2 separate regions of the Mus musculus genome follow, and region 1 is linked to region 2. The links are chromatin loops, found by intact Hi-C in ENCODE. Cell type or tissue: left cerebral cortex. All regions are shown on one strand. Each heading gives the region's core, and the rest is flanking DNA. Links, peaks and the distances in the headings are about the cores only.

Region 1 (5,380 bases), core at 138-5,137, 99 kb before region 2:
CTAACAGGAAGGTTGAGTTCTAAAGCCATAATACTGTTAAGACATAAAGCAGGATTTCCAAGGCAGGCAGTCTGGGTCCAGGGCTCATGCTATTAACTTCAAAGCTTCAGTGTGATGCTCTCTGTACATCATCACAATCTACATAATTAATCTCTTATTTCATAACTAGATTGCTTTCACATTATTGCAAAGAGCTGAAATGAAATTCCTGTTGTAACTATTTGACTATATTATAAATTATTCCTATTTCTAGAGTTGAACATGCTTGACCAACAAGCACTCATATTTAAAGAGTTTTGAAAATCAAGTTGCCAAAATTGCCCCTGGGGAATTATCATTTATATATCCATAGAAAGTGATAAGAGGAATCTTTTCAAATAGTATCAATGGAACATTTGTATTTGCAGTCTGGTAGGAAAAAAAAATCAATCAATCTTGAGGATGGAGAGATGCTCACAGATTAAGAGCACTGACTGCTCTCGCAGATGACCTCATTCAGTTCCCAGTGCCCACGTGGCTCACAGTTTACCTGTAACTCCAGTTCCAGGAGGTCCAACACTCTCTTCCGGCTTTTGAAGACTCCTGGCACACACACATATATACTCAGCCCAACACAAACATACATAAAATAAATCATATAAAACATTAAAATGTAGAATCTCAGTGTTCAAATGTAGACTTAAACATTGCCAGTGTGATATTTAATATTTAGTTGGGGGAGAGAGAAGCTTTGCCCCAGGCTTCCTAATGATCTTTTCCTGGCTCGGGAGAAAATTCTCACTGGTGATATTTGCAAAGCATTTGGAAGAAGTGCTGGCATGCAGAGGGCTGCCTGAAGCATTTGTTAAGTAAGCTTTTTCCCTCCCCCTGGTACTATTCTTAAGGCTGGCTTTGTGAGCTAGCGGTGGTGGCACACATGCCTTTAATCTCAGTTTTCAAATGTACTCTTAACCATTGCCAGTGTGATATTTAGTATTTAGTGGGGGGGGGGGGAAGCTTTGCCCCCAAGCTTCCTAATGACTCAAACAACTCATCCTGAATTTGGGGCCACATAGAACATCCTGTACTGAAAAGTTAAAAGTGACAGAAATTCAACATGGCTAATTGTTTCTTCCTTGGTTGGTTGTCATCTTGGGCATACTCAGTCTTCATATCTACAGCAACAAAAGTCTCAGAGGACAGACTGAAGCACCAGGTTCCTGGTTCCTGCTTATCCTGGTGATTTTCCTTGGCCCCTTTCTAGTTCTCCACTCTGTTTAAAGCTCCCATCTTTCCCTCTGGTTTCAAGTCTTTGGGTGTGTTATAGCAGAAGCATCCTGATCCTTAGGTAACATCACCCAAGAACCAAAGGGATGCTCGGACTTCTGGGTGCCCTTCTCCACACCAAGATGCCAGTTTTCCTTCTGCTGCTGAGGCCCAGAAACACTCAAAACCTAGTCACTTGGCAAACGCTATTTCTGCGAGGCCGAGTCTCTTCCACAAGCACACGATTTTACTTATGCCTAATTGGAAACGTGGCTGTGATCCACTGTTTCCAATCTTGACTGTCAACTTGATGAGATTTAGGACTGCTGTGGATACAAATCTCTGGATATGCCTATGAGAGATTATCTAGAGTAAATTGGGGTCAGAAGACCTATCCTAAATAGTGGCACCATAATAGGCTGAGACCCCTGATTGAAAGGAGAAGAGTACCAGCATCCATCTTTCGGTGCTTCCTGACTGTGGACACAGTGTGACCACTGCCTCCTGCCCTAGCCTCCAAGTGCTCCCCTTCACCTGAGCAGTGTCCCCTGGGTCTTCAAGTCACAACAAATCTTTGCTCCCTTAGGTTGCATTTGTCAGCTGTTTTATCACACTGATGAGAAAAGTAACTCCAGCAGAGGTGATTCTTCAGGGGAGAGGAGATCTAGACGCCAGAGCGAGGAGTGCCATAACACACACCATCTCTGCCACACCTCCACCCATTCTGAGAAGCATTCTTCTCTTCAGACTGGGACAGACATGATAAGGCCTGTGACACACAGGAGTCCCTCTTGGCCATATCGAGACGCCACTGGTTTGTAAGGAGAGCATGTGGGCACACGTGGTTCATTCCTGTCTTCGACTATGAGTCTGAGACATTTGTTTCTTTGTTATCAATGGCAAAACACACACGCTTCTCTGATAACCCTAACACTACATTTAAAAAGCTCAAACACAAAGAAAGGCAGTCATCCTTAGCACAGCTCTCCCTCTTAATACTGTTTCACAAACAAATTCAAACACCACCTTATTCTAACAGCTGACAAACTTTGGGGTATCTTAGCTAGTGTCTACATTAGATTTACATTTTGCCTTACCAGGACTGATAGCTTTGCCAGGATGCAGGATTTACAGGCCAATTTCGGTCTATAATAGCACAAGTAGGGATGATCAATATTACCCATGGAAATGAATTTAACTGCGTATGATTTTTTTTTCATTCTCTGCTCAATATCTTTATCAGCCTGTCTCTGTGTGAGTGAACTGCAGCTCTATCCTAGTGAAAATAGGAATGGTTTCCATGACAACTGTTTTCTCTCAGTGAGGTAGAATCTAAGGTTTGATTCCCACAGAAATACATCTTGCCACGGGACCTGGCTGATCTTGTAAGCGACTAAATGACTGTGTGATAATTTCCTAAGAAGAACCTGCAACAGGGCACACAAGCAGGGACAGGTAGCTCGAGGTGACGGATGGCTGGACCTACCCCTGACGTCACACAGAGAAAGAGTCCTGATGCTAGGCAGCACTCTCTTCCAGGACCTGGATGAGAACCTGACCCTCTCAGGAATAGCAGGGATGGTTCAATCCAATAGAGACAAGGGCTTCGATCTAAGGACATGTTACCTATAACCTGCCTTTCCTCCTCTTTCCTTGAAAAGAAGAGGTTTGCGGAGCTATTCTGAATGTGGCCAGGACACAAGAGTTCCTAATTATCTGCTGCTCAGTTAAGGGTATAAGTTACTACCGTCCATTTACCTCCATTTCGTCTCCTTAGCAACCCTGTTATTTTATTATATTGCTTTAAAAATGTATCAAAACATCTCAAATTTTTAATTGAATTAAAAGTCGAACATGATACGTGTTTTAAATAGTATTTTATAAATACACTTGCCAATAACACTCATATAAATAAATAATTTTTACATGTGAGTATACATTTTTTAAAAGCTCTCCATCTAGTAGACTATAATTCACCAAATGAATTCCATGTGGCCTCAAATCCCTGAGGACACTGAGATTAGGGTTCTCTTCTGAATAGTGGCCTTCCCGCTGAAGCAGCAGGCTCCCCAAAGACAGGTGATATTGAGAGCACAGATTTGAGGAGGGGACGCATGCACAGCTTCAGCTGAAACCACTCCTCACACCTCTGCAGAGGGCAGAGAGAGGCTGTATCAGTCCCCAGCATGGAGGCACATATGCTAAGAGAATGGTTTTAAAAGCCACTGTGTAGTTCCCCCAATACATAGCCTGTGCTGTTCCCACCCAGCAGAAGATGGTGGCTGCCACTAGCGATAAGTTCCAGCCTCTTCACATGGCATCTTGCCCTGGTCCTCTTAGCCCATCCCTTGGGGCCATCTCTACTTCTCCATCAAATACCCATTATCCTTTCACAGAAATTCATTCACATTAAATTTTTATCCAAACCAAAGATTTCCCTCTTAAATCTTTCATTTCTGATTGTCAAACGAGACTGTAGTTCAAAGGACTTCCAAGTGCAGGAACAATGTTGGTGAGGAAAGGAGTGGGCCTTGAAGCCACTTTAATGTCACGGCAGGCTAAAAGGCAATCTTGAGTCAGTCTTGTAGGATGAAGGCTTTTTTTTCTCCTCTGGGCATCTTCCTCTTTGGGATAACAATGTTCCTCTGAGGCCATTGGCAGCCTGGCCCTATGAGGAATGGCAGAGGGACTGACGTCCCCATGCCATGCACCATCCATCCCCAGGGCACTGAACATGACCTGCTTTGCTGCTGCTGGCTACTCCTCATATCCAGACCTGGTCCTAGCGTTTTCTGCATGAAGCAGGGACAGAGGGCTGGCCTTCTCACCTCCTGCCTTTAACCTTGGCTTCTCTCCAATGCAGGTGTGTGTGTGTGTGTGTGTGTGTGCGCGCGTGCGCGCGCGTGCGCGCGCATGCCTGTATGTGCTCATGCACCCCACAGTCCACCATCCCAGTCTTAAAACATTGAAGGACTAGGTGTGCATCATTCGGTAGGAGAACACTTGCCTATCATGTCCTAGGCCCTGGGTATAATCTCTGGAAATGCAAAACTAAACATAACAGGGCATTGTCTAAGCCTGTAGTTAACAATGTTCACAACACCTTGCTTAAATGAGGCCCTGACGCATATAATTGCATCTGTTGTCGTGCTAGAGAGCTAGCTTTCTACCTAGAAGGCTAGGTAGTGTTAATGCAAAACAAACAACAGGAACAAAGAAACCCAAGCCAGCAACAAGAAAAAACAAAAACACAGCTTTCCTCTTAAAGGGATCAGGAATGATTTATTCTGTAGCCATTTTGAGTGATTACGGCCCAGGGACACAGCTTTAGAGTATCCTAAACTCCACTTTACCTGGAAGTAGTTTCATGAAGTTCTATCTAGCTTTGCAGAACAAAGAAAGTGATAAATCAAGGCAAATCTAAAATACATTGGGAGCATATAAGAGAGGATTGGGGGATGCTCTTCCACAGGCCTAAGATCCAATCTGATGACAGCTTTGGGCTTGGTAGAAGCCAGTGGGTATGTTGAATTAGTAGACTCCAAAAGGTTTTTCTCTGTGAGTCACAGAATGTCAGTTCTGACACAGAGGTGGGCGAGGGATGGCTAGTGGGAGGGTGCTGAACTAGCCCCGAATAAGGTGGATGTTGGGCCTGTAACATTACCATGTCTCTGTAGCTCTGAGGTTGTAATCTATCCATCTCTACAGACACAGGCCTTTCTCATTCGCTCTCCCTTGGGCTCTGATGCTGAAAAGCCAGAGGAGAAAGGAGATTGGTGACACAGAAGCTTCATAGGAAACTTGCTGGGGGGAAAATACTACACCAGGTGCATGTGATTGCCTGTGCACGCACACACACATGCGTGTGTGCACATGCATGTATTTGTGCACACATATGCATGTGAGTGTGTTCAGTTCCACACAGACCTCAGATTCTGCAAGTCGTTTTGTTTTTTTTTTTTTTTTTTTTTTTTTTTTTATCATATCACCACCCTCTAGGGTCCAGCAGGTGCTTGTGGCTTTCAGCTTTCTCTAGCTCTCCTCCACACCACACCCATCTTTCCTGCTTGCCCATGCAGCCACCCTGCAGCCAGCAAGCTTGCAAGCTAACATATGAGGACATTATAGAGACTAC
Region 2 (5,380 bases), core at 264-5,263:
AAGAAGTGGACAATTTTCTCAATAGATACCACTTACTAATAAAGTTGAATAAAGATCTGGAAAACAATTTAAATAGGTCTATAATCCCTAAGGAAATAGAAGTAGCCATTACAATTCTCCCAACATCCCTTCTCCTCCAAAAAAAGCAAGCCAGACGGTTTTCATGCAGAATTTTATCAGATTTTAAAAGAAGACCTAATACCAATACTTCTCAAATTATTCCACCTAAAGGAAATAGAAGGAACATTGCCAAAATCATTTAACGAACCGGGTTTAAAGTGTGTTAATGCATTTGCCTTAGTCAGCTTCATGCTACTGTAACAAAATACCTGAGCTAGCTTATGAAGAGCAAAGGTTTATCTAGCTCATAGTGTTTCCAGTCCAAGAAGGTGGGGGTGGGGGTGGGGTAGAGCAGAGGATGAGGGAGGGGGAGGGGGAGCAAGCGACAGAGCACATTCGCTTATACCACAGACCCAGAAGCAGAAGGAGGCATGGGTCCCATGATCCTCTTCAAAGCTATATTCCCACAGAAGTCAGGACCTTCAACAAGGTCCCATCACTTAAAAGTTCCACATCTTCCAAATAGTGCTGCTCTGGGGCTCAAACCTTTTGAAGACATTTGAAGTTAGAACATTGTTAAAATGCATCAAGTCAGAGCACTTACCTAAAACCTAGCCATATACTGATGGTTTTATTTGGGTTAGATAAGGAGTTAAGAGTTGCAGATTAATCCTTGCAATAAGTCAGAAAGTCAACATCTCAGCTGAAGCAAAGGCTGCCAGATTGTCCCCAAATATTCATCCCCCCCACTTCTGTACTCAAGGGATTTGTAGCCATTATAGGACTCAAAATTTGTCTGCATAGCATAGGCTCTCTTGTAAGCCAAGTGTGTGCTGCTGCTAACTTTGACTACAGGGATACACGTAGAAATGATGTCTCTCGGGATGTCTACCTCCTTCCCACTGACTGAACCCTCAAGGTAAGGGCAATGCCCAGACCAGCACCCTAATAGAAGGTCTTGAGTCCTGGGACAGTGGAGTTTTCACACAGCCCAAAGAAACAGAATTTCTATTGCCGAGAAAGAAAAAGAACCCCTGGTAAAAGTCCAGAAAAAGGGAGAAACACAGCATATAGGAAATATGAAAAAACAAAGAATTTAAAGTCAAAAATATGCCTAAAAATAGATAGCTAAAATAAAAGTGAGTGGGCTAACTTTCTCCACTAAATATGATAACTTCATCAGGTGAGACCTCATCAGTCAGACTTCGGTGCTAACAGTGAGTGAGCTACTGGGAAATCTGGGACATTAAGACGGGGGTTGGGGGGAGACAAAGACAAACAGAGAGAGAGAAAGAGAGAGAACTTCAGAGAAACAACAACAGAGAGGATTTGGTGTGCATATAGTTTTCCCAGAAAATGAAAGACCATTCTTTTAAGAAACTTGAAGTGCAAAATTCCAGGTGTTAGTAAATTTACTAAAAAATTGAATAATCGTAAACCTAAAAGCAAGACAGAGAAAACTGAACTTGATTGCTGAATGAGCCAAATGACCTCTAATTCTCAGGTAAGGGTGGCTAATCAGAGAGAATGGGGGAGGGAAGGAGGAAGGGAGGAAGGGAGGGAGAACAATGGTCAAGTTCAACCTTATGAGGTCAAGTGGAGGGAAATTACACAACTGGTGTGCAGTGTTGACCCCATCATTTCTGTACCTCTAGTGAAATCTACATACTATGTCACAAAGGGGCTTCTTGCCACTGAAGATGTATGGACAATGGACTTGACTCTAGCAGTGATGACGGAGAAACCCTCATCTTCTGGGGCTATCCGTGGATAGAGAGAATGAGGCATCCCCAGCTCTTGGATGTCTCGGGTTCTGCTTGTGGGCCACACCACAAGAACCTGCTGTTATTGTTACTCATGCTAGTCTTTGCTTCCTTTACGGATACTTGTCTGGACATCACTGGATTGCTAGCACCTGCTTTTGAGGTCCTGGGCCCCAGTGGCAGCCATTCTGCCTAGGGAAGACGACACAAATCCCCCTGCTCAGCCAGAGAGCACAGCCAGAAGCTATCACTCTGACACAGATGGGGGATGGAGATGCAGAGTCAGAGCCACACCTCCCTCCTCATCGCCGCTTGGAATCAACAGTCTTCTACTCACTTCCAAAAGTGTGAAGGGTATCGGTCTAGATCAGTGCACGTGGGGTTTGCTGGGGTGTCACAAACTACACTTAGAGCACTCAGTCTTTTTATCAGCTCCTTTGGTATTGATGTCCTGAGGGTCGCCTTCCTGGAGTCTAGGTATTAAGGATTCTGTGTCCTCTGCCTGTGATGATCCAATGAGAGAATAAACCAGGATCGACTGCCCTCCTTTCTCTTCCCACTATACTTCCTTTCTGAGCAATAAAGAAACCTACACACTAGTCTGCTATCTGCTGGTCCTCAAGTATAGCTCACCAAATGTCACTTGGACTCCAGGGATCTTGGGAGTCTGCTGCTGCTAGCTAATTTTGAGGTAAAAGACAGAGAACAAGGGTCTCATGTTGTTACAGCTAAACCGATTTTGCTGATGTCATAGCAACACTGAAATTTAAAGGTAGCATGAAGTGTGGCCCACGTTTTAAAAAGTCAAGTTATCAGTGCTGACATTTTCTGGCACCCAACACATATGGGAGACGACACTAATGAAAAACTGTCATAGTATGGCAGGGCTGGGGTTCATTTTCAGATGTTATAAAACACTGGTCTGTAGACTACCAACTGTAGGCTTCCAGAAGACCATATGAGCATATGAACGATCTAATCGCGTGATGACTTATAATAAAGGCTTTCTTTGATTGGCTTCGGGAAACTTGTAGCTCAGTTATTTATTAAGGTAAGTGACATGCTCTAGGCCTGGGCACATTAATTCCTATTTTTCTTTGCAGACATTCTAGAGAAGAGATATTTTTAAAATATCAGCTGTGCTTCATTTTCTTAAAATCAGGTGTTACATAAAATAGAAAAAAAAAAGATACCAAGATGTTGCTTTTCCAAAGCATATGTGCACCTGTTTAGAATTATGAATAATCAAATAACCTGACCCCAAACACTGTTACCATTGTAATCCTGAGCACAATATGACCTAGAAGTGGGGATTGGGCTGACTGGGGGAGGACTGTCTTTGGGTGTTGCCCAGATCATACTTTTCGGACGGTGTTTTCCCAGGCCTACCCTTGTACTTGGCTTGTGTTGACTGCTAGGAAGAGCGAGCTTGCTGAAGGTGTCCCCGGGGAAGTAGCTGAAGGTGTCCTGGGGAAGTAGAACAGTTGGCTTGAAAGAGCTAGCCAAGAAAACTCAGGAACTGTGTCAAAATGTCTGGAAGGTCATCCAGGAAGATCCAGCGAAGAGAGGGAGTCCAGGAGAGCTTATCAACAAACCCCAGTGATATAAATATTCAAACTAGTTTTCATTGGTCTAAATCCTATTTTTGCATCTGAGATGATGCCTTGTGGGAAAAAAAAATCAAGGCAACTAGGGCATGCCTGGGCACACCTGGGATTTTATAATAGTTCTAGCTCCAAGTAAAGGTTCTATTTCTTCCATTCACCTCATTCACCCCGCCCCTCCAACCTAATTCTTAGCTAATTCTCTCTTAGAGGAGAACCTTTTCAAAGGTTCACCATCATCTCGAATGAATCTCCTTTCCATGATGTAAATGGCCTCTTTTAGAGCTTAATTCTGCACAGCTGGACAAACGGGGGGGGGGGGGCGATCCAGGTTGCCACAGAAACTGCTGTTGGTGCTGGGGTTCTGTATGCTTTGCTCCTAAAAATAAGATGTGAAATGTACTGAGGGTGTGATTAGCACAGCACAGAAGGGAGCTTCTAAAAGGAGAGCCAAGCCTCCCGCCCCCACAGGAACGGGGGTGTTCTGCATAGCTGGAGGACAGGACATGAATCCCAGAGCAGATGCTCAACAGGGCTCCTCCCTCAAAAGGTGCAGGGGAAGACGAATGGGAACGGGGCTTTGGAAGAAGATAACAGTCTTCAGGCCAGCAGAATCCATATACATTTTAAGGTTAAGATGTCCTGAAATTACCCAGGAAGTAGACAGTGGCTCTGACCAAAACAGAATAAAGACAGATTCAGTAAGGAAACAGGATTGGATTGTTGGAGTCCAGAGGCCACCACAGGATGCTGTCAGACATCATCTTTCCCAGATGATTCCCTGGTCAGTTTGAAGGTGTCCCGTGACCTTCACTTCCTTATACAACTATAATTCTCCCTCTAAGTATTGTTGGGATCTGTCTTTTGGTAACTTCCTTTTGTTTCCTGTTTATCTCCCAGAACAATTTTAAAAAGTCAATTGTCACATTGCTTTTTTACTTAACATAACTTTCCACTTGACACCAAGATGGAGCAATTGGTCCAGGTTGCCACTCAGTTCAGAGACCCAGCCAGGTTGACTAGCCAGACTCATACTTTTTTTTTCAATGAAAAATGAGATATCATTAAAACCTTATCAACCATGTGCTGACAAGCTGTCTCAGTGGGCAAAGGTAGTTGCAACCAACAAGACGACATGAATTTATTCCCTGAGACTTGTGTAATAGGGGAAAAAATGACTCCTTAAAGCTGCTCTCTGGCTTTCTCGTGCTCACTACATGAGCATGTACAAACACACACACACACACACACACACACACACACACACACACACCACACACCTGAACAAATAAATTTAATATGTAATAACTTTATCAATCTGATGATTTTATTTAGAAGATTCATGTGTGCTTTCTAAGTAGAGTCACTTCTGATTCATCATCTCTTCTGTATCATGTAAAATGCATGCATTTTACACAGGGTAAATACCTCTACCTCTCCTGTTTGTTCATAGAAAATTTAGTGCTGACCGAAAGTCAACATCTTATGGGTGTGACTACAAAGTAGAGCGGCAAGGGAGTAGACTTCAGAGTCAGGGGGAAGCTGAGCTTGAATCGCACTTCCTCCACTTGAGAAATCTGTAATCTTTGATAAGTTATGTAACTTCTTTGAACTTTAGGTTTCTCGCCTTAAAAACTGAGATAATGAAATGTCATGAGTAATTAGAAGTAAAGAAAATTATATGCTCAAAATGTCAAATGTATACCAGTGGGTGCTCAATGAACCCAAGTTCCTTCTTCCCTGCCTTTGTAATCCTCGAGGTCTCCACTTCCGTTGTGGAGCACTGTCAATCAAAACCTTAGCTCCACATGCAATCAAGCCTAGAAAAGCCACCTGGGCAGGCAGTGAAGGGTCAGTCTCAGCAAATAAACCAGTAATGAAGTAAATCCCTTTATAAGCTGAATATAGGGAAATTATATGAGCTGCTGATATGAAAGAATTTGTTCCCTTGAG

What was found. Hi-C counts contacts between places; a loop is a spot of excess contacts. Peaks named below come from ENCODE experiments on the same cell type or tissue, not always from the same donor. Only the 100,000 strongest peaks of a DNase experiment are listed, where the experiment ranks them.
Region 1: a loop joins it to region 2, with 1.8 times the contacts of the local background. A loop is called at or near these places in 2 of 42 quality-filtered maps.

Annotation. Positions count from the first base shown.
Region 1 is chr12:70,301,681-70,307,060 of GRCm38, forward strand. The region is part of intron 1 of Trim9 (tripartite motif-containing 9); the gene reads right to left. Among named protein-coding and RNA genes, the nearest start is that of Trim9, 43 kb to the right of the region's middle. In left cerebral cortex, for the core only: a CTCF peak has its summit at 2,493; DNase peaks (open chromatin) are centred at 844 and 4,823; H3K27ac peaks cover 2,384 bases.
Region 2 is chr12:70,400,618-70,405,997 of GRCm38, forward strand. No RefSeq gene overlaps it. Among named protein-coding and RNA genes, the nearest start is that of Gm51972, 18 kb to the left of the region's middle. In left cerebral cortex, for the core only: no CTCF peak of the experiment used is centred there; DNase peaks (open chromatin) are centred at 2,331 and 3,895; H3K27ac peaks cover 3,384 bases.